3 separate regions of the Homo sapiens genome follow, and all the other regions are linked to region 3. A link is a contact called in ENCODE Hi-C or POLR2A ChIA-PET data. All regions are on one chromosome and are shown on one strand. Each heading gives the region's core, a stretch centred on a gene start or an enhancer-like site at or near the end of the contact. The rest is flanking DNA. Distances are from core to core; before and after follow the strand shown.

The links. A loop is a pair of places that touch in the nucleus more often than their neighbours do. ChIA-PET counts read pairs that join two places held with the same protein, here RNA polymerase II (POLR2A). Pooled maps may share reads with other maps.
Region 1: a pooled map shows a loop between it and region 3 (3-fold over the local background). The contact joins the enhancer-like site here to the promoter of SYCE3 in region 3. A Hi-C loop is called at or near these places in 2 of 50 pooled maps. POLR2A ChIA-PET finds 5 or more read pairs at or near these places in 2 of 52 experiments (HEK293 and HepG2).
Region 2: a pooled map shows a loop between it and region 3 (7-fold over the local background). The contact joins the promoter of RABL2B here to the promoter of SYCE3 in region 3. A Hi-C loop is called at or near these places in 1 of 50 pooled maps.

The regions. Positions count from the first base shown.
Region 1 is chr22:50,397,997-50,401,490 of GRCh38, reverse strand. All of the region lies in intron 3 of PPP6R2 (protein phosphatase 6 regulatory subunit 2), which reads right to left. Among named protein-coding and RNA genes, the nearest start is that of MIR12114, 7.7 kb to the left of the region's middle. RefSeq lists enhancers at 1,159-1,755, 3,165-3,494. Within about 2 kb of position 1,635, at least 23 of the 41 ENCODE cell types and tissues checked have a DNase peak (open chromatin) inside an H3K27ac peak, as active enhancers do.
Region 2 is chr22:50,781,922-50,785,119 of GRCh38, reverse strand. RABL2B (RAB, member of RAS oncogene family like 2B) reads left to right here and starts at 1,484. Exons shown (of 9, transcript NM_001130919.3): 1 at 1,484-1,619; 2 at 2,773-2,932. The coding sequence starts at 2,826. It also overlaps the pseudogene RPL23AP82. RefSeq lists a silencer at 1,313-1,552.
Region 3 is chr22:50,561,074-50,564,468 of GRCh38, reverse strand. SYCE3 (synaptonemal complex central element protein 3) reads left to right here and starts at 1,550. Exons shown (of 3, transcript NM_001123225.3): 1 at 1,550-1,611. It overlaps LOC107985568 (a long non-coding RNA gene), which reads right to left and starts at 1,508. Exons shown (of 2, transcript XR_001755606.3): 1 at 902-1,508. RefSeq lists silencers at 1,449-1,858, 2,929-3,127.

The sequences.
Region 1 (3,494 bases), core at 386-2,885, 160 kb after region 3:
CTCACGCCTGTAATCCAGCACTTTGGGAGGCCGAGGCGGGCGGATCACGAGGTCAGGAGATCGAGACCATCCTGGCTAACACGGTGAAATCCCGTCTCTACTAAAAAATATAAAAAATTAGCCGGGCGTGGTGGTGGGCGTCTGTAGTTCCAGCTACACGGGAGGCTGAGGCAGGAGAATGGCGTGAACCCGGAGGTGAAGGTTGCAGTGAGCCGAGATCGTGCCACTTCACTCCAGCCTGGGCGACAGAGCCAGACTCCATCTCAAAAAAAAAATAAAATTTTAAAATATGACAGATGTTAAGCATGGTGGCACCTGTGGTTCCAACTGCTTGGGAGGCTGAGATGGGAGGATCACTTGAGCCCAGGAGTTTGAGTCCAGACTGGGCAACATAGCAAGACCTCACATCTAAAAAACAAACAAAAAATAATGGTAGAACTTTGAAAAGTCAATAAAAGGATGAGAACTTAAAAGATGAAGAAGTCTCTCAGATGTAGGCCAAAAAGGCAAAGTACAAAACATTAAAAGCAAAAATAAGGAAAGCATTAATTTGAGTAATCTAACACCTCATTAGAAGTCCCAGAAAGAGAAAAGAGGGAAAATATCAAAGAAACAATATGAGAAATTTCCCTCAGCTAATGTCACAAATGTACAGACTAAAAGGGTTCAGGGAGCCCAGAACAACAAATGAAAGAAATGGATATCCACTGTTGACCTCATTTGTCTACTCGGGATATCTTTGCTTACTTATACAACTTTTCCCTTAGAGTCAATATTTTTCTGTTTGCTTGATTTTGTACTTACCTATTACTAAATTCGCCCAAGCTCTGACTATGAAACTCTCTTGGCTCAATGATGCTCTTTGGGGATCCCCTGTCCTGACCCATGGAATAATTCCACATTACTGGGAAATTGAGAAACAATAGGGCTTAGAAAAGAACCTAAATGCCCTCAGAGAGGAGAGAAAACAGGTGACACACGTGAGCCAGGAGCTTGCTACATCAGACTTGTGAGACTAGAGGACAACACGGAGGCTCCCAAAGCCCAGGGGGTAATGCCCAGTCTGAACTTCTAATCAGAGGGTCTCAAACACGCAGGCCCGATGCCCTAAACATCACCACCCACGAACTCCATCTCAGGAAGCTGTTTTAACAGAGTGTAATTTACCACAGGAAGTCAACCGAAGAAGAGGAAGAAGCCATGACAGGAGATGGACAATGGATGTGGAGTGGATGGTCAGTGGCCCAGGAACTGTTATGGCAAAGTTCCCTTCCTCCCAGTGTTTCCCTTGGTGGAGACGCTGTCTTTCTTTCAGTTCTGCCCTGAGTGCAGCAAGTCTCTCTGCGGCAGGGGGTGCTTCCTGGGGGCCCGCTGTGACCCACTGCTGCTTCCCACTGGGTGAGCAGTTCTAATTCTGCAATCAGGAATGAGGAAGCCCACAGCTCAGAGTTATAAATGACACTGCTTTATGAGTAATGAAAGCGACAGCTTGGTGTCTCTTACTGACTCTTCTGTCTTATTTCTCAAATAATCCAGATCTTGGCAAGCAAACTAGACAAGAGCTCACGAAAAGACCAGGAGCATCCCCAGGCTCTAGGGCTGACCATGTGACTGCTGCTGCCTCCAGCCCTGGGGTGGCGCCCTCTGCTGTGGCCTGGGCAGGCAGTGCTCTGACTCCAGAAGGTGACCAGCCATCTTACAGTCACAGTGGCTTTTCAGCCAAGGGCTGCTCCGCAGAAGCAGGGCTAGCTGCATGTGAGGCCTTAGGAAGAGGCAGCGTGTGGGCCTCACCTCCCTGGAGCAGCCCCTGGCTTTAATTAAGCAGGGTCAGTGGCTGCTACCTGATCCCAATCCACCCAAACCAAGTGCAGCTTCTCTTGAGCACAGACAGCTCAGGCAAATTCTCCACTTTCAAGAAGAGTCCTCCCATAATTGAGCCTGTGGTCATGGAGGTGTTCTGCCAGGTCTGCAGGAGAACCCTGACCTCCAAGGCTAACAGGTTGCGGGAGGCGGTGTTTAACCTGGCAGTGCCACTAGGCAAGGATAGCAGAGTCGCGAAGCACAGGTGCTGCTCTGTATAAATGAAGCCTTCTTGGAATGTAGCCCCATCCATTTGTTTACTATTTTCTGTAGCTGCTTTCATGCTACAACTTCAGAGTTGAGCCGTTGCAACAGAGACCTTACAACCTGCAAAGCCTAAAGTATTTACTCTCTGACTTTTCATAGATACAGTCTGCCAACTCCTGGTCTACATATATATTTATATCTTCTCCATCTTTTTTTATTTTTTAAAGAGATGACAGTCTTGCTGTGTCATGCAGGCTGGAGTGCACTTACTCTCTCAGCTTCCCAAGTAGCTGGGACTACAGGCACCGGCCACCACGCCTGGCTAATTCTTTGTATTTTTAGTACAGACGGGGTTTCACCGTGTTAGTCAGGATGGTCTCCATCTTCTGACCTCATGATCCGCCCGCCTCAGCCTCCCAAAGTGCTAGGATTACAGGCGTGAGCCACCACGCCCGGCCCCTATTCTATTTCTCAAAAAAAGTGTTTTTTGTTTCACTTTATTTACAAGGCTAGTCATGTGACGCAGACAGACTGAAGAAGGAAGAAAGAAATCTTAACTGCTTGTGACCAATTAGGTGTAAACACTGCTGCACTTTGACTAGCCTCAAAAAAAGTGTCTTCTGTAATCTTAGCACTATCCTAGCACTTTGGGAGGCCGAGGCAGGCAGATTGCCTGAGCTCAAGAGTTCAAGACCAGCCTGGCCAACATGGTAACCCCGTCTCTTCTAAAAATACAAAAAATTAGCCAGGCATGCTGGTGTGCGCCTGTAGTCCCAGCTACTAAGGAGACCGAGGTAGGAGAACTGCTTGAACCCAGGAGGCGGAGGTTGCAGTGAGCCAAGATCGCGCCACTGCACTCCAGCCTGGTTGACAGAAAGGACTGTGTTTCCAAAAAAAAAAAAAAAAAAGTCTTAATATGTTTTTTTTTTTAAATAAAGAAATAGAGATGGGGGCCGGGTGCAGTGGCTCATGCCTGTAATCCCAGCACTTTGGGAGGCTGAGGCAGATGGATCACCTGAGGTCGGGAATTCGAGACCAGCCTGGCCAACATGGTGAAACCCTGTCTCTACTAAAAATACAAAAAATTAGCTGGGTGTGGTGATGCATGTCTGTAATCCCAGCAACTCGGGAGCCTGAGGCAGGAGAATCACTTGAACCTGGGACGCGGAGGTTGTAGTGAACCGAGATCGCACCACCGTACTCCAGCCTGGGCGACAGAGTGAGACTCCATCTCAGACCAAAAAAAAAAAAAAAAAAGAGATGGAGTCTCGCTATATTGCCCAGGCTGGTCTTCAACTCCTGGGCGTAAGTGATCCTCCCACCTCAGCCTCCCAAAGTGCTGGGATTACCAGCGTGAGCCACCACACCTGACTTTCATGTTTTTTATACAAGTGATATGTGCACGTGCTTTAAAACCTCAGATGACA
Region 2 (3,198 bases), core at 235-2,734, 220 kb before region 3:
CTGGGAACTGCTCAGGGCAAACCTGCCTCCCTTTCTATTCCAAGTCACCTATCTCCTCACTAAGATAGGTGCATATCTGATTCCCTGCTTTGGAGAGGCTAATCAGAAACTCAAAACAATGCAACCTTTGTCTCTCACCTACCTGTGACCTTGGAAGCCCCCTCCCTGCTTCCAGTTGTCCCCAGCTTTCTGGATGGAAGCAACGTACTTCTTACATATATTGATTGATGTCTCATGTCTCCCTAAAACCAAGCTGTGCCCTGACCACCTTGGGCACATGTCGTCAAGACCTCCTGAGGCTGTGTCACGGGTGCACCTCTTTCTAAATTACCTGAAACCATCTCAGATAGGGTTCACACATCCCTTTCCCAAACCCTCCCAGGAGCCCCTCGTGGGCGCCCAGGTCCTGCGTGCTGTTGTGGCCCAGGCTCACCTGGAGCAACTCGACTCTTCGTTACAGCCTCGTGAACCTTTCAGTTCCTAAAGCTGTCTAGCCTGTGAAAGGAAAATGAATCTGGGGGCCCCAAAATCACTAAGCTAAAGGGAAAAAAGCTGGGAACTGCTTAGGGCAAACCTGCCTCCCCATCTATTCAAAGTCACCCCTCTGCTCACTGAGATAGGTTAATATGTGATAGCCTCCTTTGCGGAGGCTATTCAGAAACCCGAAAGAATACAACAGTTTGTCTCTCACCTACCTGTGACCTGGAAGCCCCCTCCCTGCTTCGAGTTGTCCCGCCTTTCCCGAGGGAACCAACGTTCATCTTACATATATTGATGTCTCCTGTCTCCCTAACATGTATAAAAGCAAGCTGTGTCCCGGCCACCTTTGGCACATGTCAAGACCTCCTGAGGCTGTGTCACGGGCGTGCGTCCTCAACCTTGGCAAAATAAACTTTCTAAATTGACTGAGACCGTCTCACATATTCGAGGTTCACAAGCCCATGCATGGGGACGTCCCCTGGGGTAGCGCCCCTCCTCCACTGAGCTCACTCGCTTCCCCCTTGTGTGTTTTCTTCAGAAGAAATTTCGCAGCTACTTGGTCCACACCTGTCTGCCCCACAGGAACCTCTCTTCTCCACAGGCACATGGGCGGCGTACCTGCTGGGCTGTGTGGAGAGGACCGGGTTCCTCTCCTGATTCCTGCTCAGTTAATAACGAATGTCGACAAGTCGAGAAAATTGCTCAAATTTACCCCATCAAAGAATTAAAAACTGGTGAAAGCTTGACCTGCGCCCCCCACCCCTGACGTGCTCACCGCTCCACTCCCTCTAGGCGGGCGGCACCCGCTGAAGCCTCGGTACCACACCCACAGCCAGGAGCCCCAGTCCCGCACTCGGCCGCATGCGCACTCCCTGCGGCCCTCCCGCCAGGCGCCGCGCTGGGCAGCCAGCGCCCCGGCGGGGTCCTTCAGGCCTTCGGCCGGGCAGCCTCCCTCGGGGTCCTTGTGCGGTTGCGTAGCAGCTGCGAGGACGCGGGCCGAGCCGGAAGTGGAGTGCGCTGCGGCGCGAGCTGGGCCGGCGGGCGTGGTTCGAGAGCGCGCAGAGTCCAGACTGGCGGCAGGGCCCGAGGGGCCGACCCGCAGCGTCCCTGGTCTCTCCAGCCCTCACTCGGAACCGCACGTGAGGGCAAATCCGCCCCGGTGGCTGGCTTAGCACGCGGGGACAGCCCCTCCGAGGCCTCCCTAGCGGTGTGGGCGAGAGGGCGTCCGGGTCGGGGGAAGCACGGAAAGGTGGCTTCGCGAGGCTGTTGTGGGGGGCGGGACGGGCAGCCTGGCGATGCCTGGACATGGTTGGTGGCCAAAAACATTTATCGAAAGATAGCTTACCCACTTAGATGGCAAGGACACGGACAAGCAAGTCTTCGCCCGTAAGCGGTGGCTCACGCCTATAGTCCAGGGATGCCGAGGAGGGAGGATCGCTTGAGTCCAGGAGTTGGAGGCTGCAGTGAGCCGTGATCGCGCCACCGCACTCCAGCCTGGGCGACAGAGTGAGACCCTATCTCTAAACAAAAGAAAGAACGTCTTCAAGCATGGAGCCATGAAGCTGGATTTGGCTTTCTGTCGCTCTCTCTACAGGGTACAGGTGAAAGGGGGCAGACCCCTCATCATGCTTTCCAGGCATCTGCCACTTCCCAGGAATTGTCTCCCTGGATAAACAAGGCGAAGTCCCTGGCTGTGCAGAAGCAGTAGCTGTGTGGTGGCACAGTCAGGAAAACTCGGGGGCCCTGTTGGTATTTTCTACCCCTGACCCGTGTGCATACTTCTGTCGTAGCTCTCACCACAGTAGACTCTGCTATCATTGTGTCTTCCATCCTCTGAACCCTGTGCAAGGTCTGCTCATGGTGAATGCCCAGTAAGGCTCACCTATTGCTGCTGTCTCATCATCATATCATTTCTATGTGCCCCCCTAGCTAAGAGTCTGGACTGTGGTTACATTCTCAGGAATGTTTGCAAAGTCATATTTAGGTGTGAGGAGAGTAAAACAGAGCTAGACATAATGTTGCACACAGCCTTTGGCACTGGATGCCTGGTGAATGTCTTGTGCAAATGGGTAACGTGAGGAGCAGCATTTGGGGTGCGCAGGACTTAACTATTTGTGTATAACATATTATTGATGCCTGTGTGTCATACTCTGCTACTCCAAGTCTAGTAGTCAATTGCATACCATATCTCAGTCTGGCACTGAGGGAAGCAGTCTGGAGGGAGGTACAGCTGGAGATTTGGTTGAGGGGACTTATCTCTGACAACAGCCTCTTGTTGATCTTCCCAGACAGTGACAATACCCTCCCCTCCCTTGGGCTGGACCCCTCTCTACAGCTAGGAGCCAATGGCAGAAGACAAAACCAAACCGAGTGAGTTGGACCAAGGGAAGTATGATGCTGATGACAACGTGAAGATCATCTGCCTGGGAGACAGCGCAGTGGGCAAATCCAAGTATGTTGGGAGATTAGGGAATAAATACCAGCCCCAGAGAGGGTCCAGGTCATTTAAAAAGTCCTCCAGAGGCAGAGGAGCATGGCTTCTTGGGGCTGGTGAAGGAGCAGTCTTGGCTGGAGCCCAGATGTTCATGGGGGAACGAGGGGAATCACGTGAGCCGTTGTGTGTGTCAGGTGGAGGGGGCAGGTCATAAGGACTGAGGAATTTGAATGTTTCCTCTGAGCCCTGAGAGAACGTGTGGAGCAACTGAGGACATTGTATGT
Region 3 (3,395 bases), core at 301-2,800:
GCCATCAGAATTATTCCTGATTCGGGCCAAGCACAGTGGCTCACACCTGTAATCCCAGCACTTTGGGAGTCCGAGGCGGGTGGATCACCTGAGGACAGGAGTTCGAGACCAGCCTGGCCAACATAGCGAAACCCGGTCTCTACTAAAAATACAAAAACTAGCTGGGCGTTGTGGCATGTGCTTGTAATCCCAGCTACTAGGGAGGCTGAGGCAGGAGAATCACTTGAACCTGGGAGGCGGAGGTTGCAGTGAGCCGAGATCGTGCCACTGCACTCCAGCCTGGGCAACAGAGCAAGACTCCGTCTCAAAAAAAAAAAAAAAGAATTATTCCCTATTCATGTTTCTCTGGGCTGCTGTAACAGAAATCGGCTCTGGGCTGTATAAGCAAATGGAAGTATGAAGAGCAGCTCACAGGTGGAAAGGGATGGCCAGAAAACCGGGTTCAACCGGGGCAGGAACCTGGCAGCTGGCGGAGGGAGTGTGGCCCAGGCAGCAGCCTCCTCAATAAACAAGCGAATGCTCACTCCTTGCCCAGAACTGTCTGGCTCAACCCCAGCCATTTTTCCTCCTCTGCAATCAGGCTGCTAAGAATCAGAATCCCTGAGAGAAAATTCAGGGGGTCTAAGGTTTGTCAGGATTCTCAAACACAAGGTGTTCAAAATCAAAGTTAACCTTCCAAGCTAGCTTCTCCCACTCTTCCACATCTCTGCCAGTGGTATCACCCCGGCCATTAGCCCCTTGCTTCTTTCTCCCTCCCTCCCACATTACCAAGCCCTGTCAAGTCGACCTTGGAATGGCTTTGACCCTGTCCACCACTCAGCCAAACAACAGCAACGGCCGGCCCCGTCGCCACCCGCCTCGGCAGCCAGAGACCTTTTAACTCTGCCACTCGCCTACTTACCACCCTTCTAGGGTGCCCACGTCCCTCTGAAAAAAAAGGCTGAGCTCAGACTGGCCTCTGGTCAGCCTCCTCCCAGCCAGAGCTTTCTGTCACTGCCCTTCTAGGTGTTGAGTGGCTCTGCTTCCAGTTCTTGCCTGGAGACCAGGAGCGCCCGGGAGGCCCCAGCACTTTCCAGCCCACATAGACCTGCGTGCACCTCTGCCTCGTCTCCCTGAGCCCGGGCTGCCTCCTCTGTAAGATACATGCCACATAATGTCCGCCACACATGATCGCTGTGACAGTGGAAATAGCTGGGCGTTCAGCGACTCATTCGACAAATGTTTACCAGCACCTTTGGTACCGGGCGCTGTCCTGGACACTGGGGACACAGCAGGCAAACGGGGCCCTGCGTATAAATCCTTAAGCTCAAGAAGGAGGTGGGGGCAAAACTGTCAGGCCGGGAAGCTCTTCATCTCCGCAGGATTCTCCCTCAACCTCAGGACGTCCCCAGCACCGCACCTGCCAGTCCCAGACTCGGACGCCGCAGACCTGTGGGAGCAGCGCGGAATGCCCCGCCCCTTTTCCCGAGGACACCCAATGAGGGCGAGAGGTCACTTCCGGGGAGGGTTCGCTAACGGAAAGGGCGGGGCATCCCTCTCGAGGAGCGGCCTTGTTCCTCAAGCGGCCGCTGGGGGCGCCAGAGCAGGACCGGAGCGCGGGCCAAGCTGGAGGTGAGCGAGGCCGCGCCCCCCTGGGCCCCGGCCCTCCCAACGCGCCCTGACGGCTGGGCTCCGCCTGACCCTGTCCTAGCGTTCGCGGTGGCACCAACCTCAAGCCAGACCCTTGACTTCGACCCAACTCCACTCACCCGACTCCACTCACTCCACACCCCATGCCCCTCCCCCGACGCCCCTCACCCCGCCTCACCCTTCACCCCTCATCGCTCACGTCACCGCTCACCCGCCTCCTCACCCAGCCTCGCCCCTCACCCCTCACCCCGCCTCACCCCTCACCCCGCCTCACCCCTCACCCCTCATCCCGCCTCACCCCTCACCCCTCATCCCGCCTCACCCCTCACCCCTCCTCACCCCGCCTCACCCGCCTCGCCCCTCACCCCTCACCCCTCCTCACCCCGCCTCACCCCTCACCCCTCACCCCGCCTCACCCCTCACCCCGCCTCACCCCTCACCCCGCCTCACCCTTCACCCCTCACCCCGCCTCACCCTTCACCCCTCACCCCGCCTCACCCCTCACCCCTCACCCCGCCTCACCCTTCACCCCTCACCCCGCCTCACCCTTCACCCCTCACCCCGCCTCACCCCTCCTTACCCCGCCTCACCCGCCTCGCCCCTCACCCCTCATCGCTCACGTCACCGTTCACCCGCCTCCTCACCCAGCCTCACCCCTCACCCCGCCTCACCCCTCACCCCGCCTCACCCCTCACCCCTCCTCACCCCGCCTCACCCCGCCTCACCCCTCCCCCGCTCCCCTCACTGCACACTCCATACCCCACTCTCCCCACCTTACATCCCTCACCTCAGTCCTTCACCCCCTTAACCTAATCTCCATGTCCTCACACCATACACTCCTGATCCTGAAGTCTGCACACCCTGGGCTTCTCATTCCGTGCAGCCTGCCCCTCTTACCCTCACACCTGCCACACCTGGGACCCCGGAGTCCACACACCACCTCACACCCCAAGTTCCCACACGCACCTCTGGCTTCCTCCACCTGCACTTCAGGACCCGCCCAGACTCTTCATAGCCCAACTCCAAGACTTCTCTCCCACATCACAGGTGCATTCCCTTCCTGTGCTGCTCTCATCCCGTACAAAAGAGCACATCTCTGCACCAAGCATCCCTCTTATCCCCTCACATTCCTTGTTCTCAGAGGGATCCCAGACTCTGTTAGAAACTCTTCGTACCAGGCAAGACACTCAGACCACAAACCAGACTCTAGGCTCTGACTCGCTCAACCCCCGTCCTTCACACCTAAAGTGATACCCAAGCCAGACCCTACACTCCCGCCCCACGCTCCCGCCCCACACTCCTCCCGCCCCACGCTCCTCCCGCCCCACACTTCCGCCACCCATCCTAAGCTCCGTTCCATTGTGCTTTGGTGCGGGCTCAGGCCTCTTTCTCCACCCGTTCCCAGTCATCCCAGGCAACCTCATTAGGCAAGAAATGCCGTGAATTCTAATCCTGTGGCTGCTTCCTCCACATCAGCTCTCACACCCTCTCCCTGGATCTCCTTTTCAGATCCATCCCTCTTCTGAGATCCAGTGCCACTCCGGCCCAGCCTCCATCCTTCTAGCAGTCTCATGCTCTATCCCCAAATCTACCTGTGGCCACCCCAACGCCCCACTTATAGAAACTACATGTCTTTTCTATGCCTCTGCTTCACCCCAACCATCAACCACCCCTTAAGCCACTCTCATACTTGTGCTCTCAGTGTCCTTACCTTGTCCATCCACTGCATGTATGTTTACGTTCCCAGGCCTTCTACACTCCATCCA